Linked DNA regions of Homo sapiens: all the other regions are linked to region 3. Evidence: chromatin loops called from intact Hi-C (ENCODE). Cell type or tissue: Caco-2. All regions are shown on one strand.

Evidence for each region. Peaks named below come from ENCODE experiments on the same cell type or tissue, not always from the same donor. Only the 100,000 strongest peaks of a DNase experiment are listed, where the experiment ranks them.
Region 1: it touches region 3 in a loop (5-fold over the local background); 10 of 110 quality-filtered maps call a loop at or near these places.
Region 2: a loop joins it to region 3, with 4 times the contacts of the local background. A loop is called at or near these places in 11 of 110 quality-filtered maps.
Region 4: a loop joins it to region 3, with 5 times the contacts of the local background. A loop is called at or near these places in 10 of 110 quality-filtered maps.

The regions. Positions count from the first base shown.
Region 1 is chr2:191,573,047-191,575,546 of GRCh38, reverse strand. No RefSeq gene overlaps it. Among named protein-coding and RNA genes, the nearest start is that of NABP1, 100 kb to the left of the region's middle. In Caco-2, no CTCF peak of the experiment used is centred here; no DNase peak of the experiment used is centred here.
Region 2 is chr2:191,581,451-191,583,950 of GRCh38, reverse strand. No RefSeq gene overlaps it. Among named protein-coding and RNA genes, the nearest start is that of NABP1, 95 kb to the left of the region's middle. In Caco-2, no CTCF peak of the experiment used is centred here; a DNase peak (open chromatin) is centred at 1,400.
Region 3 is chr2:191,637,233-191,639,732 of GRCh38, reverse strand. LOC124905959 (a long non-coding RNA gene) reads right to left here. Exons shown (of 3, transcript XR_007088692.1): 3 at 2,230-2,409. Among named protein-coding and RNA genes, the nearest start is that of NABP1, 40 kb to the left of the region's middle. In Caco-2, no CTCF peak of the experiment used is centred here; DNase peaks (open chromatin) are centred at 1,062, 1,503 and 1,912; H3K4me3 peaks cover 326 bases.
Region 4 is chr2:191,565,065-191,567,564 of GRCh38, reverse strand. No RefSeq gene overlaps it. Among named protein-coding and RNA genes, the nearest start is that of NABP1, 110 kb to the left of the region's middle. RefSeq lists an enhancer at 2,362-2,500. In Caco-2, a CTCF peak has its summit at 1,115 (motif pointing left); DNase peaks (open chromatin) are centred at 1,104, 1,574 and 2,239.

The DNA.
Region 1 (2,500 bases), 64 kb after region 3:
TCATGCAACAGTGGTGGGACACGAGAGTCAATATATATGTCCAACACCCATCTTTTCATTAGTGAAAAATTATTTTTACATCTCTTATGCTAATTATCAAGTCCTTAAGAGCAGATTTCCATGGCAATATTTGAAGTGCTTGGTAATTATGCCTGAAGTGTGTATTCCTGATCAGGATACTTCAAATATTAACTGCTGCTAGGATATAAAGGAAAAATTAATTTTGTTCATAAATCACACTGTTTATCTCAAAGTATTCTGAAAGTAAAATTTTACAAAGACATAGAATAATCTAAGGCCGAACTCAGGAATAGCTGTAGCCTTTATCTATTTGCATGTGTGCTAGTTGAAAAACATTGACAGCATTCTTGTAAATCTCAAAGCTGGGTTAACATGAGACAAAATGGTGAAGTCAATTTCTGCTTCCTCTATCCCCCACCTTAAACTCAGTGTCTAAAACTAAATGAGAAAACCAGCGTCTCCTCAAATGTTTCCTCTTCTAGGTATTTGCCACCACAATCTTACCATCTGTCCTGACCAGAGATTTGGGATTCATCCCTATTAGAACTCCTTAATCAAACAAATACGTTCATGTGGTTACTGTGGTGAGTTAAGTGGTACCCTCCATGTCCTAATCCCAAACTTGTTAATAGAACCTTACTTGGGAAAAGGGTCCTTGAGTTAAGGATCTTGAGATGAGATCATCCTGGATTATCTGGATAGTCCCTAAATCCAGTGACAAGCATCCTTATAAGAGAAAGAAAGAAGAAGATTTCACATGGAAAGAAGACAGAGAAGGAGGAGAAGGCCATGTGAAGAAAGACAGGGGCAAAGGTTGGAGTTACTCAGCTATAAGCCAAGGAAGACTTAAGAGGCTCACAGGAAGCTGAAGAGGTGAGGAAGGATTCTCACCCAGGTCCTTCAAAGGAGCATGGCTTTGCTGGCACCTTGATTTCAGACTTCTGGCCTCCAGAACTAGGAAAGAATAAATGTCTGTTGTTTTAGGCCCCATGTTTGGAGTAATTTGTTGTGACAGCACTAGGAAACTAACACAGTCACCAAATCCTCCTGAGACTACCTTTTTAGTATCGCTGAATCCATCCTTTTTTCCTCTCTTTCATGCCACTAATATGACTCAGATTATCATTACATTCCACACATATTTTAACTGATAGAAAAAGAAGTTGATAGGTAGAGCCAAGACAACCTTCGGATCTGAGTTTTATTAGGGCCTGGTCTTAATTACTCTATGCTTTGGATCTACTGTCTGCTCACACTGAGCACTTCTAGAAATGGGGAAATAATGACATATTTCATTATCATCATCAACTAGCTTCTGATCCACACCTGACAGTCAGTTATACCATGCAGCAGAAACATACATAGTTACATTTTCCACAGTTTGAAAAACTGCAGCTATTTCTCATCTACCCCTTGAAGAAGGAAAACAAGTTGCTTCATTTTTGCCGTGTATTTCTGATACTGCAGCAGCGTGCTGGAGAACACAGACCTCTCACGAATCTAAATATTTCTTCCTTCTCCTTGGACTAAGGAAAAGCTATGGCAGAAAAAGAACTCCATTGCTCTGTGGGATTAACCAGATTAAACCCTGAGCTGACTGATTGGAAGGAGACGTCAACAAAGGCTTTCGGGCAGAGACAGCAATAATTCCATCTGTAAGATTGATAAATAGTTGTTCAGTACCTAGAGGAATGTTTTTGAATTATTCTGAGCTTTAATGCCTACAAAAAAATAATTCTCTTTCCACTAAGGCAGGTGCCCATTGGCAGATGTTCCAGCAACTGTACCACTCTACAAAGTATAGAGATCCAGTCTCCTGGGGCTAATGAGGTTATTGATTCCTAAGAACTATCTGGCTTCAGGCAAACTACCTACTCCCAGAGACTGAAATCTATGCCAGTGTGAATATTGTAGTCTGTTTTCCCACTGGTGTACTGCAATTTCAATAGTCTTAACCTACAATGTAGGAATTTAACAAATACCATATCAATGGGTTGCTAATTATGGATTATAGGCAACGGTGCCAAGAATAAACTCCTTAAACCTTCCCCAAGCACTAGGATGCTTCAGAATTTCCCTTGATGGCTGTTTACACACTTTTAGAGTCTAACACTTTACCTCTTCCTCTCAATATGATTCATCTCCACCCTGACACTATAATAATAAGACTAAAAATATTACAGCATATCAAATTTGGAGAGAGGCAGTGAGAAAATCTGGAGAACTTTCCACTCAAAGTTTCTTCTGTTAATATCTATCACAGCTTCTCATTACCTGAGAACAGAAATCACAATGAATGTTTCTGCCTTTAAGAAGTGCAATAAATAAACTGTATTGTAAAAAAGACAGTTTTTTTGTGATTATATACAATTTGGGTGAGTATAGAAATAGGCCATTGAGGAGCATGTATATGTGCATAAACATAGAAATACATTTTGGCAAAATTAAGTTGCATTGTCACAGAAGTGTGACCATAAAG
Region 2 (2,500 bases), 56 kb after region 3:
AGTGCTTTTCCTTGACTCTGATTCTACTTTTGATAAGAAACTTCTCTGTCTGTTTGGGGGCTCAAGGATGATTTTAAGGCTCAGGCTGTCAGTGGCTTTTTAAGTCCAGGCTTATGTGGAACCCTACCCAAAGTTCTTTCACAAACGTAACTATTATCCGTTATTTCTTTCCTTGCTTCCTCAGCTTCATGCCTCTCTCACATGCACCCAATTTGATGCCAGCATCCCTGAAGTCATATGGTTTGGGAGAAAAAGCTACACCTTTAATTGTATTTCCTATTGTTTGGAATCTAGAAACGTTGGTGTTTCAATCTCTTTGATGCCCCAGATTTCTTCTCTCTCTGTATTTATTTTCATTTCTGCTTGGAACCTGTCAAGCTATTTACTGATTCATTTTTTTTTTTCTTCTAATACCTTCCTAATGGAAGCCAGTAACCACCAACACATATCACAAAATTCTGTTTTCCAGTCTCTTTCCCTAGAGCTACAGGCTCAATGAGTACCCGGCTGCATTTATGCTATTTCTGGTGACAGTTTTAACACACATTTTATTTTATGTACTTCTTTTTTAACTTTTATTTTAGGTTTGGGGGTACATGTGCAAGTTCGTTATATAGGTAAACCCATGTCACGGGATTTGCTGTACAGATTAATTCATCACCCAGGTATTAAGCCCAGTACCCAATAGTTATCTTTTCTGCTCCTCTCCCTCTTCCCACTCTCCACCCTCAAGTAGACCCTGGTGTCTGTTGCTTCCTTCGTTGTGTCCATGAGTTCTTATCCTTTAGCTCCCACTTGTAAGTGAGAACATGTGGTATTTGGTTTTCTGTTTAGCTCCATTCATGTTCCCACAAAAGACTATGAGCTCGTACTTTTCTATGGCTGCATGGTATTCCATGGTGTGTATGTACCACATTTTCTTTAACCAATCTGTCATTGATGGGCATTTAGGTTGACTCTATGTCTTTGCTATCACGAATTGTTAACACATATTTTACCACTGTATTACATGAGTCTCCATCTTCCTATCCTCTGATATTAATGTCCTCACTACCCAATGCTGATTCCACATATTTTAGGTTTTTATTACAGAGTAGTACCTAAGTTTCAATGGTAATATCTCTATTAGTTAAGATTATGCTAGCACTAAAATGTCTAAACCCCCAAATCTCAATATCTTAACATTTTATTGGAATTTTATTTCTCAATCTGATATCAATTCAAGCCAGTGGGAATGAAGGGTATTCTGCCCCACATTTCTTCAGAAACAGCCTGACAAATGCTCTGCTGTCTTTCTCAAATGCCTCAAGCTCACCCTGCACTGACACACCATCAGCAAATAAGGAAAGAGAGAGCCTTGAGAATTGTGTAAGAGGTCATTTTGGGCCAGACCTGGAAGCATTGTGCATGATTGTATCACTTCTGCCACATTCCTTTGGGAAGAATTCATTCTCATGTCCTTACCTCACTGCCAGGGAGGCTGAGAAATGTAGCCTATCTCTGTACTCAGAAGGAAAATCAAGCAAGTTTGGCAAACAGCTAGCCAGTATTTACCATAGCTTCATGTTAAACATTTAGCCTTTGACTCAATAATTCCAATTCTAAAGATCTTTGCTAAAAAATATTCTGAAATACAAACATGTTAATTCTTAGGTCATGTAAAGTCACAAAAATAAATATATAAATAAATAGAACACTAAATATAGAGTTCATTTATGTAATGGAATATTACACAGCAATTAAAATTTATGTTTCTCACCAGGTATGGTGGCTCACACCTGTAATCCCAGCACTTTGGGAGGCCAAGGCAGACAGATCACCTGAGGTCAGGAGTTCGAGACCAGCCTGGCCAACATGGTGAAACCCCATCTCTACTAAACAAATACAAAAATTAGCAGGGTGTGATGGCGTGTGCCTATAGTCCCAGCTACTTGGGAGGCTGAGGCGTGAGAATCGCTTGAACCCGGGAGGCAGAGGTTGCAGTGAGCCAAGATCATGCCACTGCACTCTTCACTCCAGCCTGGGTGACAGAGCGAGACTCTGCTCAAAAAAAAATTACGTTTATTAAAAATTTTAATCACATAGGAAAATGTTGCTGATGTAACATTAAGAAAAACGCCGGAAACAAATTTATACATATAATATGTATATATTTTTAAATAGAGCAGTAAAATTATTGGAAGGAAATATGCCAGAATGATGACACCTATAATCACCTATAATCTCACCTATAATGTATGGTAGGAGTACAGATTTGTCTGTTTTTTGTGTGTGATTCTTATGATCCAAATTCCTTACAATGTAGTGCCATTATAATCAGAGAGAAAATAAATATTATTCTAAAACATAATAAATTTATAGCCAGATCTATGCCTTCTAGTACTCTAACCATCTCAAATGTCAATATCTTTAATAACGAATTCAGCAAAGTAACATAATAATAAAGTAACATATCTTTAAATAGAAGTCAATATTATTGTTATTTAATCACATGCTTCAG
Region 3 (2,500 bases):
TCACGAGGTCATGAGATCGAGACCATCCTGGCTAACACGGTGAAACCTCATCTCTACTAAAAAAAATACAAAACAAATTAATTTTTTTTAGAATTTAGAATGGGAGAACACTACAGTGTTGAAGTAACTCATTATAATAGAGTTGCCTGAATAAGTAACTCTAAAATTGGGTCACGATCTTTTCACTTCTGTTGACAAACATGTGAGACACTCCATGAACATATATAATTTCTCACCATCCTCCATGTATGATTCCAGTTTTCTCTCTTCCTGAAAACAACATATCATAATGCAGATGAGAGAATCTTCAGTCTCTTCTATTTAAAACATGAAAGAAAATCTGGAAAAAATTCAGTACAACTATTATCGGTAAATATGTAGAGGTGCCATAGGAATGAACCTATGTTTGCCTGGTGACCCAGCAGGTCCTCATTCCGTGTCCTCAGGCAAATTACTTTGCACCTCTAAGCCTCATTTTTCATAGGCTTAATAATTGTACCCATGCTATTGTGGCAATAAAATGAAATAATGAATGTGGAGTGTTTAGGACAATGCCAACAAAATGTTATCTAACAACAATAGTAATTTACCAGTAAGATAATCCTAGCATGTATGGCAGTATCCTAGCATGAAGAAAACAAAAATGCCATTGAAAACTACTAAACTAAAGAGCCTTAAGTTTCATTCTTAGTAAAAGTATTTAATTCTCTCTCTGTTTCCCTCATGTAGTACTCTGGTTAACAGATCACTTATTCATTTTAAAAAGTTATGAGTAGCTACCATGTGTAAGATACATACGCATTTGTTGGTAATTAGAAACTGTATTGGGCTTTTCCTTTTATTTAGCTGTTATTTGCATATTAAAGTTTCAGGGTACTTCTCAAATGAAGGGTGATTTTAAAACCAAAGTAACACTTCTCTGTTGGGTGGGGCCTGTCCAGATAGCTCATCTTCCACATATGAGCCTTGGAAGATTCTGGGCAGACTTCTGATGGGCTGGGCAGGAGGAGCTATCCTAACCCTTGGGGCGGGGCTGTGTGGGACCACAGATTCACCAGCTGATTGCAGAAAGCCCTTGTTTTTTGAGTTATCCATGCCCCGTGGACTTGGTAAGCTTTACTCCCTGGTGTCACCAGAGTATACCAGCTACCTGGTTCCTGCTGCATGCTTGCAAATAACTTGGTTCCAGTGATTTCTCACGGAGGTGACTAAATCAATTGGTAGGCTTAGTGTTTGTGTATACAAAGACTTAGAACCTGTTTTGCGTGTGCGATTTTAGTTTCTGTGATCTTTCCAGTCATTATCGTCTACAAGCTGTTGGCCCTGAGAATTATTTACATTTTAATTAGGAGTGCTCAACCCCCTCTATGAGTAGAGTCAAGCAGCTTATTTACTTCCTACTGGCAGGCTTCTGAGGAAACAGCTTAGGCAAACTTGCTGAGCCATTGAGCCAAAATAAAGTCACTTGCAGAAGAGCAACACCATGTCCTCACTTCTTAGCTTTGCTTCTCTGCTGGGGCTTCTCATGGGGACCAAAACTGAAGTGAGCTGCTCTATGCAGCAATCAAACTACTGCCTCATTTTTTTTTTCTTCCCTTTTCTCTGGATGAAGCAAACTTTTTAATAGGTTTCATTTGCATATATAATTAGCACTCATTTTTTTAGCATAGCCAGGGAGTGAGTTTGTTCTCCACGTGCCTTTTCAGATAAGCTTATCCTTTTAATCACTTAAGCTTTTCCTTGTTTACAAAGAAATATTTTTACATACTATTCAGCCTCATTCCCCTTCTGAAACAGAGTAAACAGAAAGCAAACTTCCTTTGATGACAGACACATGACTGTCATTATGGGTTAGTCACTGAACTATGCTCTCATACCCACAAGAGCTACAGAGATGGGAGAACTTGTTTGCCCCAGCATTAAATAACCCCACAATGCTGCCTCTTGAGTTCTTGGTTCTGCCTTCATGTCTCTCCCTTCTCTGTCCAGCTGCCTGTCTCTAACTTTCTCTATTTCTAGAGAATAGAGAAAGTTATTTCTAATCTGCCAGAAACTAGGAAATCAGATAAGCCTGCTTCCTAGAACTGAGAAATCAGATAAGCCTGTTTCCTAGAACTAAATGTCTGACATAATGTTCTGTGAGAGAAGTGCATGAACTTCCATGCATACTTGGCTATTGCTTAGGATGCTTTTGGCTGCAAATAATTGAAAACGCTGATTCATCATGGCTTAAATAACAAAGAAATTTATTGCCTCCCAGAACAAGAAGACTCCAAGTAAGATACAATCCAGGAAGGGTACTACAGGCTGCATTTTACTCCTGGGGGATTCGACCAGCTCTGTCTTCTCCCACCGTTGGCTTCGTCTTCCAGCTGGTGGCAATATGGCTGCCGTGGTTCCAGGGCCACTCTAGATGCACCAATGTTCCAAAAAAGGAGAGAGAACATCAACTTCTGTGTGTCTTTTAGGAGAAGGAAACCTTTTCCAGAGGCTTGCCAGC
Region 4 (2,500 bases), 72 kb after region 3:
TATCAAAAATTAACAAAAAACTCTTTGACTTCCTTAGATGGAAAGGAATCCAGGCAGATTAATAGGACACAGTATTGCAATTCTTAATCATTGAGATTGCTGAAGGCTGGCAGGTGTAATTAAACAGTCATCAGCCCATAAACTGCGGGTGAGAGTTCAGTGCCGATGTGTCAAATTGGACAAAGTTAACCAGAGGGCTCACCTGAGGAATGAAACTGGGAGACACTCAAGCTTTAGAGTGTCCCATTAGAATCAGGCAGTAATTATAAAACAGGATTCACTGAGAGCTCTTTCAAATTCCAGTGAAGAGCTCATTTCTGAAGCCATTTGTTAAGTTATTGCAGCCAACTATTGCCATTGCTGCAATTGCTTTTGCAGAGCCAAAAAAGAAACTAATTTTAGCTACCTCTTCTACCTCTTACCTTTCCTAGGAAAGAATTTTCTTCAGAGAATCTGAAAGTTGAATCTTCTAGTAATAAACACTTTAGAAGATAGAAAGCAAGAAAAATCTCAGTCGAGAATCTTTTCACAAAGTAACTAAAGAGGCATTATTGGAAACAAGTGGAGAGGAATGGCAAACTGTCACAGCTGTGGCTGCCTGCTCTTAAAAGTAGGAATGCAGTAGAAAGAAAATCCTTGTGGAAAAGTTAATATGACTGTGGATGCTAGGTATGCTGGTGCTACCCCTGGGCCTGGGAGTAATCACCCACTCCAACCAGCATAAACTCCAGGGAGCATGAGATCTGGATCTGACTCCCCTTAGAGCTCAACAAACACTTCTAGGGACCCACAGAAAAAGGCGTTGCCCGTCTGGGTGTATGATAGCGTTGTTTCGGTGGAGAAGCTTCTTCATTATTCAGGAACACGGTGAATGATTGAAACTTACTCCAGCGCCTGGGGGCAAGCAATTTATGATGAACCTCCATAAATGGTTTTTTAAAATCACCTTAAAATTAATGCCTTCTATAGCCCAGAAGAAGGTGGCGGAGGAGACGTGAAGCCTCTTGAGTTTGGACCTCAGGCAAGGAAAAGTTGGGTCTGGCTATAAATGGACCCTTGAGGTGAGAAACCTGGGGACCTCGGATACGATTGTGGAAGTGCCTGTGCTGCCCCCATGTGGACAAAATGGTTCTCTTCATGGCTTTGCTCCTTTGACTCTAGGTTGAGGGTCACAGGATATAGGATTGAAGTGGTGAATATTCTGGGATCTGCTGGTAACAAAAAGAAACATTGCTTTAGTGTTCAGACCAACACAAGGCTGGCTTTGCCATATAACCCTGGACCTGCTGGCATTCTGCACTCTTCTTTTTTTTTTTTTTTTTATTACTCGCTTCTTGCTACACATATTTGTTGAGTTCTGGCCATGGAACCATGATAAGCTCCTGGGATGGTCAAAAGCCTGAGGTGCAGTCCTTGCTCAATAAGCAGATAAGATAACCCTCACATCTATGAATGCGATCTGATAAGGTGGCAAAGAGAACAGGGAAGCAAAGTTGTGTGAGCACAGAAAGAATAGAGAAGGACTTATTCCTCCAGAGAAGGCTCAAAGAAGGCCTCGGGGAAGAAGAGGACTTTGGAACATGTTTTGAAATCCAGGAGGATGTCCCCATGTGGGGGAATAGGAGAAAAGTGCTGCAAACAGAAGGAACAACATAAACCGTAGCACAGGGACCTCACTCCTCTTGGCGAAAGTGCAGTAACCCTTGTGGCTAAAATAAGAGGTGACTGGGTAAAGGAAGGAGGACTCAGTGTGAGACCATACAAGGAGGTTGTGGACAAAACAGGAAGTGTTTTACAAATGCTTGAACTTTATCCTATAGACAGCAGGAACCACTGAAGTCTTTTAGAGCAGATAAGATGTGATCAAAGTATTACTTTTAAACAGTCACTCTGGCAGCATTGTGGAGAATGAATTTTGGAGTCGGTGTAGAACCTAGAAGAAGGAAAGGAGAACAAAGGCTACGGTAGTATTGGCCAGGGGAGAAATGATGAGGTCTGGGTGGGGCAATGAAGTGGCAGGTTTTAAAGCAATATTTCTGATAGACAAGTGGTAGGCTTGGAGATTTATTGGATGTAGAGGTTGAGGGAAAGGGAAACAAAGGATGATTCCCAGGTTTCTAGCTTGTGTCTAGACTAGAGAAATGTTACTGCCATTAGCCATGGGAGGAATTATTGAGAGAGGAAAAGATTGTGCAAGGGGGATATTGAGCATTTGTTTTTGGTCACGTTAGGCTCGTAACCAGGGCTGCACCATGAGGAATTGCAAATGTAGGTCTGGACCTGAAGTATTTATGACCCATTTTTATATGAGAAAATTGAGGCTCTGGAATGTTAATGTGTCCAAAGATTCCTAATAGGTGGTGATGTTTAGTCATCCTTGTGTCTCTGGTTTTAGCATAGTACCAGAAATGAATAAATGCCACGCTATTATCTGAAAGCCAGAGAAGAGAGAGAGGGCAGAACCTGGAAAACACCAGATTCCAAGGACAGTCCAAAGAAG